Regions from separate parts of the Mus musculus genome. Here region 1 is linked to region 2. A link is a contact called in ENCODE POLR2A ChIA-PET data. All regions are on one chromosome and are shown on one strand. The core of a region is the stretch at or near the end of the contact, and the rest is flanking DNA. Distances in the headings are between cores, read along the strand shown. Region 1 holds the start of Klrg2 (killer cell lectin-like receptor subfamily G, member 2). Region 2 holds the start of Luc7l2 (LUC7-like 2 (S. cerevisiae)).

Region 1 (5,489 bases), core at 647-3,146, 86 kb after region 2:
TGGCGAACCCATTCCACATTGCAGAAATCTGCTCACAGAGTTCTAAAAGTTTTTCGTGATCTCTGAGCTCCCCCCCCCCCCCCCAAGGACTCCTGGGTGCTCCCTACCGCTTAACTTTTCCACTGCCCCACGTTTGGGCAGTTTGCTTACTGGGCAAGGTTCTAGTCCCTTCAGGCTTCTCTGTTCTCTCAAGGCTAATATGAACCTCCGCCACCCACGACCTAGGGTGGCCCAGTAAACCAACCACAACAGAGCAATTCCTTACTCTAACTAACAACCTTTAGGGGGCTGTACTGGTTACTGTTTTGTCAACTTGGCACAAGCTAAGATTTTCTGGAAAGCGGAACCTCCCTTGAGAAAATGCACCCACCAGATTGGCAAGTACAGATTGTAGGCAAATCTGTAGGGCATTTTCTTAATTACTACGGGCGGGTGCAGGTGGGGTGGGTGGTACAAGAAAGAAAGCCGAGCAGAAAGCCAGTAAACAGCTTTCCTCCGTGGTTTTGCTACTGTTCCCCTGTTCCCGCCTCCAGGTTCCTGCTTTGGCTTCCCATGATGATAAACTATAACCTGTAAGGCAAATACAACCTTTCCTCCCCAAGTTGTTTTTGGTCAGCATTTTATCACAGTAAGAAAAAGTAAACCAACACAGGGGCTTTCTGCACTGCTAGACTTGCCTCTCCTTCACACGCAAAGCAAAACACATGCCATCTGGCGCGGGGCCAGCTCAGCGTGTGTGCTGATGGGTGACCCTCCTGAAGGCGGAAAGGAGCCCAGCCCTTGGAAGTGTACCCAGGCCACCACTGCCACGTGATTCTGAATCATCTCCCCTCACCTTACCCAGAGTTCTACTTCTCCAAGATGCTGCGCACACTAAGAAGGAAGGAAAGTTTCCGGGAGGAGGGCTAGGGGCAGGATCCTGGGTTGATTCTTATTAATTCTGAGACAGAAGCAGGATGGATTTGGGGGCAGCCAGATTGGCTTCTGGTTAGTCTAGTTCAGGGACCGGGCACGAGCACTTTTGAGCACTCACCTATGAGCGTGATGGCCCGCGGCAGTTTCTTGCCATCTATGCCTGCGCGCTGCAGCAGCGCGTCATCTTCTTTGGTCAGTCCGGGCTCGCGGCAGCGGCAGCGGCAGGCGGGCGAGCCCGGGGGGACCATGCAACCCTCAGCGGGGCTGACAGACTCGGTGGCGTTCGCGGCAAGCGGCGATCCTCGGCTCCACGTGGAGCCTGGTGACGGGGCGCGGGGCAGCCACTGGAGCGTGGGAGCGGAGCGGCGGGCGAAGGCTGGCGATTCGGGCACTGGCACGGTGAGAAAGCGCGTGGACGGCGCAGGCGAGGGCGCGCGACTAGCCCCAGCCGCGCCCACGGGCTTCACGCGCACGTCCACCTGCAGCTCCACGGGCGCCCAGGACGCGGGTGCGGGCTCTCCTGACGCCGTCCAGGGCTCCAGCTCCGCCTCTCCATCCCGGGGCTGCTCGGCCCACGAGGGGCTCGGAGACGGCAGCTCGCGGCTGCACGAGCCCAGGCGGCGGAAGGCGCCGTAGCCCAGACTGAGCGGCGGTACGCGAGGGGAACCGGACAGGGCTGGAGACGGAGACTTCTCCGGGAGCTCCTGGGGCTGCGCGTCCGGCTCCTCCCACCCGGTCCGCTCCGGCCTCGGGCTGTCTTCGGAGGCCCTGGGTTGGGGCGCCTCCGCCGGGACCTGCGGCGGCTCCATTCCCGAGCTTTCCGAGGGCTCCTCTGGGGACCCGGTCTCACCCTGGCCTCCTCTAGACGCTTCCCGGGTCCGCTCCGTCCTCCGCGCCGACTCGAGACTCGCCGTGCGAGCGTCGCGTTCTAGGCTGGGTCCCCAGAAGTTTCGGGTCGTTCACGTTGTCAACTAACAGCTTCACTAGAGGACCCTGTGTGATTGGCTGTGGCTATGGATTGGCCACACCCTCGGAACTCCAGCCTGGCCTTTCCGTGGCACCGGTTGCTGGGAGGACCCGGTTGAGCGAGTCACAGAGTGGGCGGTGGCTCTTAAGGCAGCACTGGGAACCCAGAGACTGGCAGATTCCTTCCTCTCCTTCATCCCGAGCCCCACCCGTTACCCCTGCTGGCTCTGTGCTGCGGGTGGATTCAGTTGTAGACTGAGTGGGAAGGGATTGGCTAAATCTGCGTGGATAAGGACTTCAGACATATCAGAACAAGGAAAAGTGATGGCGACAGGGTCACCGGTTGTGGTTTGGAAGCGAGTGAAAGGTTGAAGTCCTGATTCCAACTCTGGGAGCTTGACTACTTGTAGACTTAACACGGAGAACGAGGAATGAGCCAGACGCTTTGGTCCATGCCTGTAATCCCATCACTCTGGCAGCAGAGACATCTCTGTGAGTTTGAGGCCAGCCTGGTCTACATAGCAAGTTCAGACCAGCCTGAGTTTATAGTGAAACAAACAAAAATAAAAACGAAATAAAAAAATCAAGGAGAGAATGCTCATTTCCCCATGAAGTGTCATGTGCTCTACCAGCTTAGTGAGGTAGCATGATGGTTCGAAGACAGCTTTGTGGAGAGCTTTGTGGATTTTTCTGTTTGTCTTGATTTTTGTTGTTGTTGTTGTATTTTATTTTGTTTTGCCGTTTTGGTTTCATTTTGTTTTTTGAGACAATCTCTCTAGGTAGTCCTGGTTGTCTTAGAACTCGCTATGTAGATCAGGCTGTCCTGGAACTCACGGAGTTAAAAGCATGCTGAGATTAAAGGCATGCACCACTACACTTGGCTTGAATACAATTTTTGTTATTATAGACTTACTTGTAGTGTTGACATGTATGTAGCATATGCCTGCTTTTTGAAGCTCAGCTATTTTGAACCTCGAGTTGCAGGCATTTGTGAACTGCTGGATGTCGGTGTTGAGATTTGAACTTGATTTCTGATGATAGGGCAGCAAGTTCTTATTGACAAACATCTCTCCAGTTCCTAAATAGCCTTTTAAAATACAGATTTGTTAAGGTCCCTTCCGAACTTCCTGAGTCTGAAGAGGCATGAGGCCACTACTGTTTTTAACCAGTACTCCAGGGTAGGGCTAGCAGATAAAAGAGGTAGTTTAAAGCAGAGGCAGTTGAGTTTGAGGTCAGCCTGGTCTACAGAGCAAGTTCCAGGACACCTGGGACTGCACAGAGAAACCCTGTCTTGAAAAACAACAGCTCGCCGGGCATGGTGGTGGACGCCTTTAATCCCAGCACTTGGGAGACAGAGGCAGGCGGATCTCTGAGTTTGAGGCCAGTCTGGTCTACAGAGTGAGTTCCAGGACAGCTAAGGCTACCTAGAGAAACCCTGTCTGGAAAACAAAATAAAACAAACAAAAACAAACAAACAAACAAACAAAAAAGAAAAACAACAGCAAAAAAGAACAACAACAAGGGGTAGTTCAATTCAGTCAAAGTCTGACTTCAGGTGAACAAGACATTCATTCTGGAGGTCACACTCAAGCCCTTGTGTTTGCACAACAGGCCCCTTACCAACTGAGCTGTCTTCTCCTAGTTCCATGAAAATGCATCTTAAAAGGCATGGGACTGTGATTATAGGTTGCCTGTAACCCCAGCACTTGGGACATCAGCAGCTCCAGACCATACATGATGATTTCCAAGCCAACCTGAGCTACAGGAGAGTCTCAAAAAACAAACAACAAAAACCCAGACTGAAAAAATGGTGGGGGGAATAGCTCAGTGATGGAGCTCACACCTGGCATAATCCCTAGCGCCCTTTGTCACCATCAACCTTCTCTTAACAGAACTGTCCCACCCTCAGTCCATGTCCCTAGTGCATTTTAAACCTCTGCTCTTTCTACCTTTCCTTTTTTTCGAGACAGGGTTTCTCTGTGTAGTCCTGGCTGTCCTGGAACTCACTCTGTAGACCAGGCTGGCCTAGAAATCAGAAATCTGCCTGCCCCTGTCTGCCTCCCAAGTGCTGAGATTAAAGGCGAGCACCACCACTGCCAGGCTAGAATTTTTCTTTTCTTTTTTCTTTCCTTTCCTTTCCTTTCCTTTCCTTTCCTTTCCTTTCCTTTCCTTTCCTTTCCTTTCCTTTCCTTTCCTTTCCTTTCTTTTCTTTTCTTTTCTTTTTTTTGAGACAGGGTTTCTCTGTGTAGCCCTGGCTGTCCTGGAATTCACTCTGTAGACCAGGCTGGCCTCGAACTCAGAAATCCGCCTGCCTCTGCCTCCCAAGTGCTGGGATTAAAGGCATGCGCCACCACGCCCGGCCCAACATCTTCCTTGTAGGGAGCAGGCACCCTTGTCACCAAGTCCAGCAGGTGCTCTTCTTTGTATGGTGGCCCCTGGAGCCTTTGACGGTTCGACATGGCCCTTTTCTCACTCTCTTCCTGTTTTGTTTTGTTGTTACTTGTTTTAGAGTTTCCCAGCAACCCAGGTTCTCCCAAACCTGGAGATGAAGCGGATGGAGATGGCTTTAAACTCCTGATTCTCCTGCCTCCACCTCTGAGCACTGGGACTGCAGGCATGCACCAACATACCTGAGTACTTTTCTTGCCTTAGAGTCCCTCTCACCCACACTTTCCCCAACACCAAAGCTGACTGGCTTTCCTCCTTCCCTTAGGCTCTGCTGTCTCAGGTCTGCTGTCTTCAGCTTCTCCCCATTTTCATTATTTCAGGGGGAAATGTTTCCCACCCGATACAGGTTTATATATCAAAGTCTTCCTTCAGCTAGAAACAGAGTCACTGAGGAGGTAATTCGTTGAGAGAAGGTTACACTAACCCAATGTAGCTTGTGTCTCTAGAAAAAGAAGACATTGAGAGACCTGTGCACAGAGAAAATGCCAGAACTTGAAGGCGGGGATCAGGATAATGCATCCAGAAGCCAAACAAACAAAAACACTAAGGAAATCATGAGGGATGTCAGCAAGCTCTGAGAAGCCAGGAAAAAGGGAAAGAATAGATGCTCTCCTAAGGAACTGGCCCTCCAGACACCTTGATCTTGAATTTCTGGTCTCCAGAATTGAGGGGGTAATTGACCGCACTCAGCCTGTGGGACTTTACCCTAGCAGCTCTTCCCACCTAGTAAGCTGGCTTCCTGGGAGGGCTCTGCCATCCTGGGTGGTCAACTCAGCATGTTTGTGACGGCCTCAGTGGCAAGTGAGGTGTTCCTTTTAGGAATCTGGCACTCCAAATGTGGGAAAGGCAGAGCTGGAAGTATCAGAACCATCGGGGAAGCAGCTGCCGGAAGATCTGCAAATACTGCCCCAGTCTCGAGGTTCCTGATCGTGGCTGGGCGCCAGGCTCATTCGTTCAATCTTCTGGGCTTCACGAGACACCGTGTATCTTTCTTTTTACTGTGTGTCCTGTTCCTTTGCTAAGCTTTGGTGTTCTAGTTTCAGTTCTATTTCATTCCTGAGGGAAAGTCAGGGCAGTCACATGTCCACAGTCTGGAGCAGAGAGAAAGACGTGAATTCGTGTTCCTTGTTTGTCTGTGCTTAGCTTGACTTCTCTTACAC
Region 2 (6,082 bases), core at 2,055-4,554:
GACACATTGTTTTACAAAAGCCCAAAACATGGTATTGAATGCCTTTAATCCTAGTACCCGGGAGGCAAAGGCAGGTAAATCTATATGAGTTTGAGGTGAGGGAAGCCTGGTCTATATAGTGAGTTCCAGTCCAGCCAGGATTACATACTGAGATCCTATTTCAAACTAACCAGCCAATCAACAAAGCCAAAAGAGTAACACTGTCCACCCCAAACTAATCAAAACAGTAGTGTGGATTCAGTTTTTGGGCTGCATTTTCCTGAACCCTATTCAAAGAAAATCTCAAACAAAAATGTTTCAAATGGGAGGTAGAGGTATCAAAATAAAAAGGAAAGTGAATATATGAACCCTGATTCTATGAAACTTGCTTTGAAATAGAACATCAGGAGTTGGATGCAGCTCAGTGATAGAAGGCATGTTTAGTATGCTCAAATCCCTGGATTTGGGGTAGGAAAATGGCTCAACAGGTAAAAACCCTTGCCACCACGGCCAAGCCTGACAACCTTAAATTTGTTCCTGGGATTAACATGGTAGTAGAGAATCAGCTCTGAAAGTTGTGCTACACTCCCACTGTTGCACAAAAATAAATGTTTCTGTTTTCCAGTTGGACTAAACCCTACAAATCAAAAGGCCTGGTCACAACACAAAGGGAGGGAATTTCTGCTCTAAAGCATTGAATTATTATTTTGCTGTTAACTTTCTTGGTGTTGAGAGTTTGAATTACAAATAAAAACATTTGGTAAGAAGCAGATGCTTAGCCGGGTGTGGTGGCGCACGCCTTTAATCCCAGCACTCGGAAGACAGAGGCAGGCAGATCTCTGAGTTCGAGGCCAGCCTGGTCTACAGAGTGGGCTCCAGGACAGCCAGGGCTACACAGAGAAACCCTGTCTCGAACCCCCCACCCCCAAAAAAGCAGCAGATGCTTATCTTCTACAGTTATGTGACGGGGAAAGAAAGCAATGCAATTTTTGAACTATATTCAAGTTAATTAGGCTAATGTGTTTTGTAAGGTTTGTTTTGTTTCCCTTCTCTTCCTTCTGAGTATTGGGGATTGGAACCAGGACCTTACCAGCACTAAAGAAGTGATCTACCACTAACCTATATCCTTTTCCTTTTGTTTCCATTCTGAAACAATCTCTGAGTTTCAGGCCAGCTTGGTCTACAGTCAGTTCCAATCCAGTCACAGTTACACGGTGAGAACCTGTCTCAAACAAACAAAATCCACAAACACTTCAACCTAATTACTCAGCATTTTTGTGTACTTTTCTAAGAATGTGTTTCTCATGATAATACTGCATACAGGGTAATAGCGAATCTCTTTAGAACATAGTTTGCAGTTTTCTATTTATATCAATTTCCTTTTTTAAAAAAACATTTTTATGTATTTGATTGTTTTATCTCAATGTATGTGTATATATGTGCTTGGTGTCTTAAAGAAAATATCAATTCTGACATTGGAGTTCGAGGGTTGTGAGCAGTCGAAAGGGTGATGGGATCCAAAGACTTTTAACTTCTAAGACTCTCCAGCTCCCATTGTACAACAATTTTCAAAGGATCTCTGCAAGTAGTTGTTTGGAATTGTTTAGAATTTAGTTTTTGAACCAGACATTGTGGCACATGCCTAAATCTAGAGTAGCTGAGGTAGGATGACAAGTTTCCGGGCAGTTAGAGCTACACAGTTTAAGGAATAAATCATTTGGTCCTTTGTTAGTGTGAGCTGCAATTAGCTAAAGCTGGTTATGGAATCACGGATAAATAGGAGACACTAGGCCCTATGATCCCTACTTGGCAGCTGGCTGCTTGTTTAGGCCCTTGCTATTGATCCTAGGGTTGAAATGTAGCAGGCAGTCGTCTATACAGCTGGGCTCACAAATGGAAGAGGAGCAGGTGCCCACCTTGGGCTTCAAGCACTTCACTGGGTAATATTTGTGTCTTGAACCAGAAGGCTGAGGAATTTGGAGAGAGGGTAATGTTAAAAATTGGGAAGAAGCTGGGTGTGGTGGCGCACGCCTTTAATCCCAGCACTTGGGAGGCAGAGGCAGGTGGATTTCTGAGTTCGAGGCCAGCCTGGTCTACAGAGTGAGTTCCAGGCTACACAGAGAAACCCTGTCTCGAAAAAACCAAAAGTTGGGAAGAAAAAGTGGAGAGAGACGACATGTAATTAAAAAAACAAACAAAAACCCAAACAACAACTAAACAGTTTTATGCTAAGTTGGCAGCTCAGTTTGTCTTTTGTGTCAGGGTGATGCCTAACTTCTGCAGAGGTGAAAAATGTCTCCATTCCTAACCTATGCTGAGTCTCCGGTATTCTCACTTTTTAAGGCTATTTTTCTCATAACATTGACACCCTGTCTCAAAAACAGTACTCTGAATAATTGTGTTTTTTTTTTTTTTTGGCAAGTTGCTGACTAGATAACGTAATTTGCATCGGCTCAGTGCCTAGTTAAACCTTGGAATTGTGATGATTCTTTCATATGATTTTAATATGAAGCTGGCGCTAGTTTGAAGTTTTAGTTCCTCAATGCATGGGCAATTATAATGAAACGGCAAAAAATATCCATAATTTCCCAGTTATTATCTAAAGTTGCGACGTTTCAGCTTAAAAGACTCGCCAGTTTTTTTTTCCTTTTCGAAAACCGGTAAGCAGCCGTGGCCTAAGTATTTCCCGTTGGCTCACTCTGGCCTCAGCCCCACCAGCCTTGAGATTAAGAAATCAACTACGGTTGGAAGGTCGCAGTCAGCAGGGCGTGGGAGTGCAGGGCGACAGTCAGCCAAGAACCCCACGGAAACGCTGCTCTGCATTATGGCCTGTCCCAAGCTCTCACTTTGCCCAGCTCCGAATTCAGACTAGCAGCTTCCAGCTGTCCTAAACGTAGCAGAAGGGGTCGGGAGGCCTGATTTCCACTGTGTTGATTTCGCGGTTTGTTTGCTTTTTCTTTTTCCTGAACCTGACATGTCCCGAACTCGGGCACTGATGAGGGGCAGTGGCCTGAGGATAAGGTTAGGTGTCCTCCGCTCGGGCTCGGGGCTCCCACGGGCTTGCGATTCCGCCAGCATCCGTCGGGAAAGCACTAACCCTGAGAACTTCTGTCGCACTACTTACTGCGACTCGCTCTAAGCTCGGCACTGGCTAATTTGCGGCTGGACGCCAGGGCGGCAAACAGCAAAGGCCTAAGTGACCTGCTGCTTAGACGCCCGGGGCCGAAGAGGCTTCGGAGTAGGCTAAAAAAAAAAAAAAAAAAAAAAAAAAAAAGAGCATCATTCTCGCGAGACTCAGCCTCCGAGAGGGGCGGGGTGAGCAGACGTGAACGCGCTCGGGAGCCGTTAGGGTGGGACCCTTCGTAGGAGGGGCAGGGCGGAGCGCAGCGACGTGGATGGCGATTGGCCGAACCCCCACGGGAAACGACTAGGCGCGAGCTGCGTGCGCGCTCCCGTCGCGGCGGCTGCGAGCCGCGTCAGAGCTCGCTTGCTGGGGGGGGGGGTTGACGGCTTCTGGCGGGTGTTGGTGTCGGGAGGAGGCGAGAGTCGGCTTAGCCTGTGTCGCGTCTGTCTCAGGAACCGGACGGAGAGTGAGGGCACCAGGGCTCACTCTCTAGGGGGGCTGCCATTTTCCGCGTTCACGCCGTCGTGAGGAGCGCAGCCCGGACTCTCCACGACCCCTCCGACTCCCTACTCGCGGGCCTCGAGGCCGCGGCGGCCACCGAGACAGCGCCGCACCTCCCCCACCCCTTCCCCTCGTCCCCCGCCCGCCAGGGCCCGGCCGGTGCCCCACCCCCGCCTGCCTGCCCGCCCGACCGCCCGCCCGCTACGCCGCCGCCATGTCGGCGCAGGCCCAGATGCGCGCTATGCTGGACCAGTTAATGGGCACCTCTCGGGACGGTAAGTCGCTGCCAGAGCCCTGGGGGTGGGGGAGGGGCCGTGCCTGGGGAGGGGGAGGCCTCCGAGGGAGCACTTGGGCGCGCGCGTGCGGCCGAGTAAGGGGTTCCCAGATTGGTAGCGCGAGGTCCCCCCCGTCTCTCTTCCAGTCCAATCAGGGCTTGGCAGGCGGTCTTGGGGGCGGTGACCGTGCGGATTGGCGGGAACTGCTGCCAATGCGGCGAGGCGGGGCCTGGGAGCAGAAAGGGGAGTTTGTGCCTTTTGCTGTTGACTTGGCGGGGTTGGGAGAGCCCAAGTCTGTCTTGGAGTAGTGGGGCGGTCAGTTTGACTATTGATCAGGGACCGGCGGGGCGCTCAGGTCTCCACCCCCAGCTCCAGCTCCTTTCCTCTGGGCTTTCGGATCACCCCTCGCCGCCGTCCTCTAGAGTGTGGAGAGAAACATCCCCTCCCTCCCTGGTCTTAACGAAACCACTACTAACCCCCAGTTCCAGGGACGCTTCGTCGAGCCCTTACAGAATCAACTTTTTTTTTTCGTGTGTGTGGAAAATCTGACCCAAACCATGGTTTCTTAAAGTGGGTGTGTTTGGCCCCATTTTGTAGAAGTGTTTAGGCCTATTTTTTTTTCCCACCGAGAGACCTCCATTTTGTTAGACCACGTATTAGAGACTTCAGTAAATATTGGCAAATTTTACCTGTGCTGAAAACAGAATCATTTTGGATATTTGATGCCCACTGAATTAGAATTGAAGGAAAGGGCTTTTAAAAATACAGTTAGATTAGAATCCTTAGAAAGAGTTATTTACGTGTTTGTTTCTAAAAATGATGAAATGTTGCTTTTGGGGGATAATTAACAATGTACTTTCAAATTAAAGTTCAGCACTTTCTTAAAAAAAAAAAAAAACAAGTCCAAATCCTGACTTGTAAAAACTCGTTTAGGCAAGTTTTTTAGCGATTTAAATGCTTTTTTTTTTTTTTTTTTTTTTTTTTTGGACAAGTTTGGCTTACAAGAAAAGACGTACATAAATTTAGCTTAATTGTAAATCCTGTTGAATTTTCTTGAGTTCTTTGCGGAAAATATGGGAGAAGATAGAACCTATTTCAAATCTTTTTTAGCAATACTTAATACAGCTTTCAGTGTAAGGTTAAGTCCTAATAAAAACCCACTGGAAATTTTTCTTAAAGATAGATACAGGTGGATAACAGATTTATTGTATAGAGAGGAGGGAAAAAATGGAAAGAAAATAAGATTTATTTGTGAGTAGTAAGTAATCCCTTGAAAGTTAAGTAATTAAAAACACCACTGGAATAACCTAACCTTTCATGCTTGGGTAAGAATGTTTATAATTGCAGCATGTCTTAACTTTCTTCCTTCTCCATCATAAGTGAGGATATTTAGAAGGGGCTTCATACAGGAACTTAACAGTTCAATATTTGTAATAACATTTTAGAAATCTTAAAGGCTTACCTTATGTAATCTTTAAATATGAATTGATGCCATTATTGGTAACTTCTGCATAGATAGGATTTCCTTATGTATTTTACTGGGAGGTTAGTTGGATCAAGGTAACTATGACCTGACAATTTACTTTTCTTTTTTTTTTCCCTGTGTAGTCCTGGCTGACCTGGAACTCACTCTGTAGACCAGGCTGGCCTGGAACTCAGAAATCCTCTTGCCTCTGCCTCCCAAGTGCTGGGATTAAAGGCATGCCCGGCTGACAATTTTCTGATAGCAGCCCCCCTCTAGTATTACAAAACTGAACTGTTAAATATGTAGTATATCTGTAAATTTCTCTTTGTAGTCCCAGAATGAAGCTGGATTCTTAAAGTTTAATTATTTTTTTACTTAAATTTATATTCCTGTGTCTGTCCCTGAATATTTTTTAATCCTTCAGACCTATTGAACTTAAAAATAAACACATATTTATGAGTAAACAATAGTATTTGGTTGAAGTGATTTGATTTTCAGTGCTGTATTGATTCAGAAGAAGCATCAATTTTGCCTTTGTAGAACGCTAAGGCAGGAGAATTTCAGTGAGTTCAAGGCTACCCTAGGTTACATAGTTCCAGGCTAGCCTGAGTTAAGGCAAGACCCTGCCTCAAGCAAAAACATTAGAAAAGAACTACTTTTATGGAAAAGTGGGAAAAAAAGGAGTGAATGTTAGTCAGGTGTAGTGCAGTGAGATCCCATAGCTCAAGAAAACAAAAA

What was found. ChIA-PET counts read pairs that join two places held with the same protein, here RNA polymerase II (POLR2A).
Region 1: POLR2A ChIA-PET joins it to region 2 with 44 read pairs in Patski. The contact joins the promoter of Klrg2 here to the promoter of Luc7l2 in region 2. POLR2A ChIA-PET finds 5 or more read pairs at or near these places in 3 of 5 experiments (Patski and embryonic stem cell).

What each region holds. Positions count from the first base shown.
Region 1 is chr6:38,635,343-38,640,831 of GRCm38, forward strand. Klrg2 (killer cell lectin-like receptor subfamily G, member 2) reads right to left here and starts at 1,897. Exons shown (of 5, transcript NM_001033171.2): 1 at 1,034-1,897. The coding sequence starts at 1,724.
Region 2 is chr6:38,548,030-38,554,111 of GRCm38, forward strand. It overlaps Luc7l2 (LUC7-like 2 (S. cerevisiae)), which reads left to right and starts at 3,305. Exons shown (of 10, transcript NM_138680.3): 1 at 3,305-3,879. The coding sequence starts at 3,819.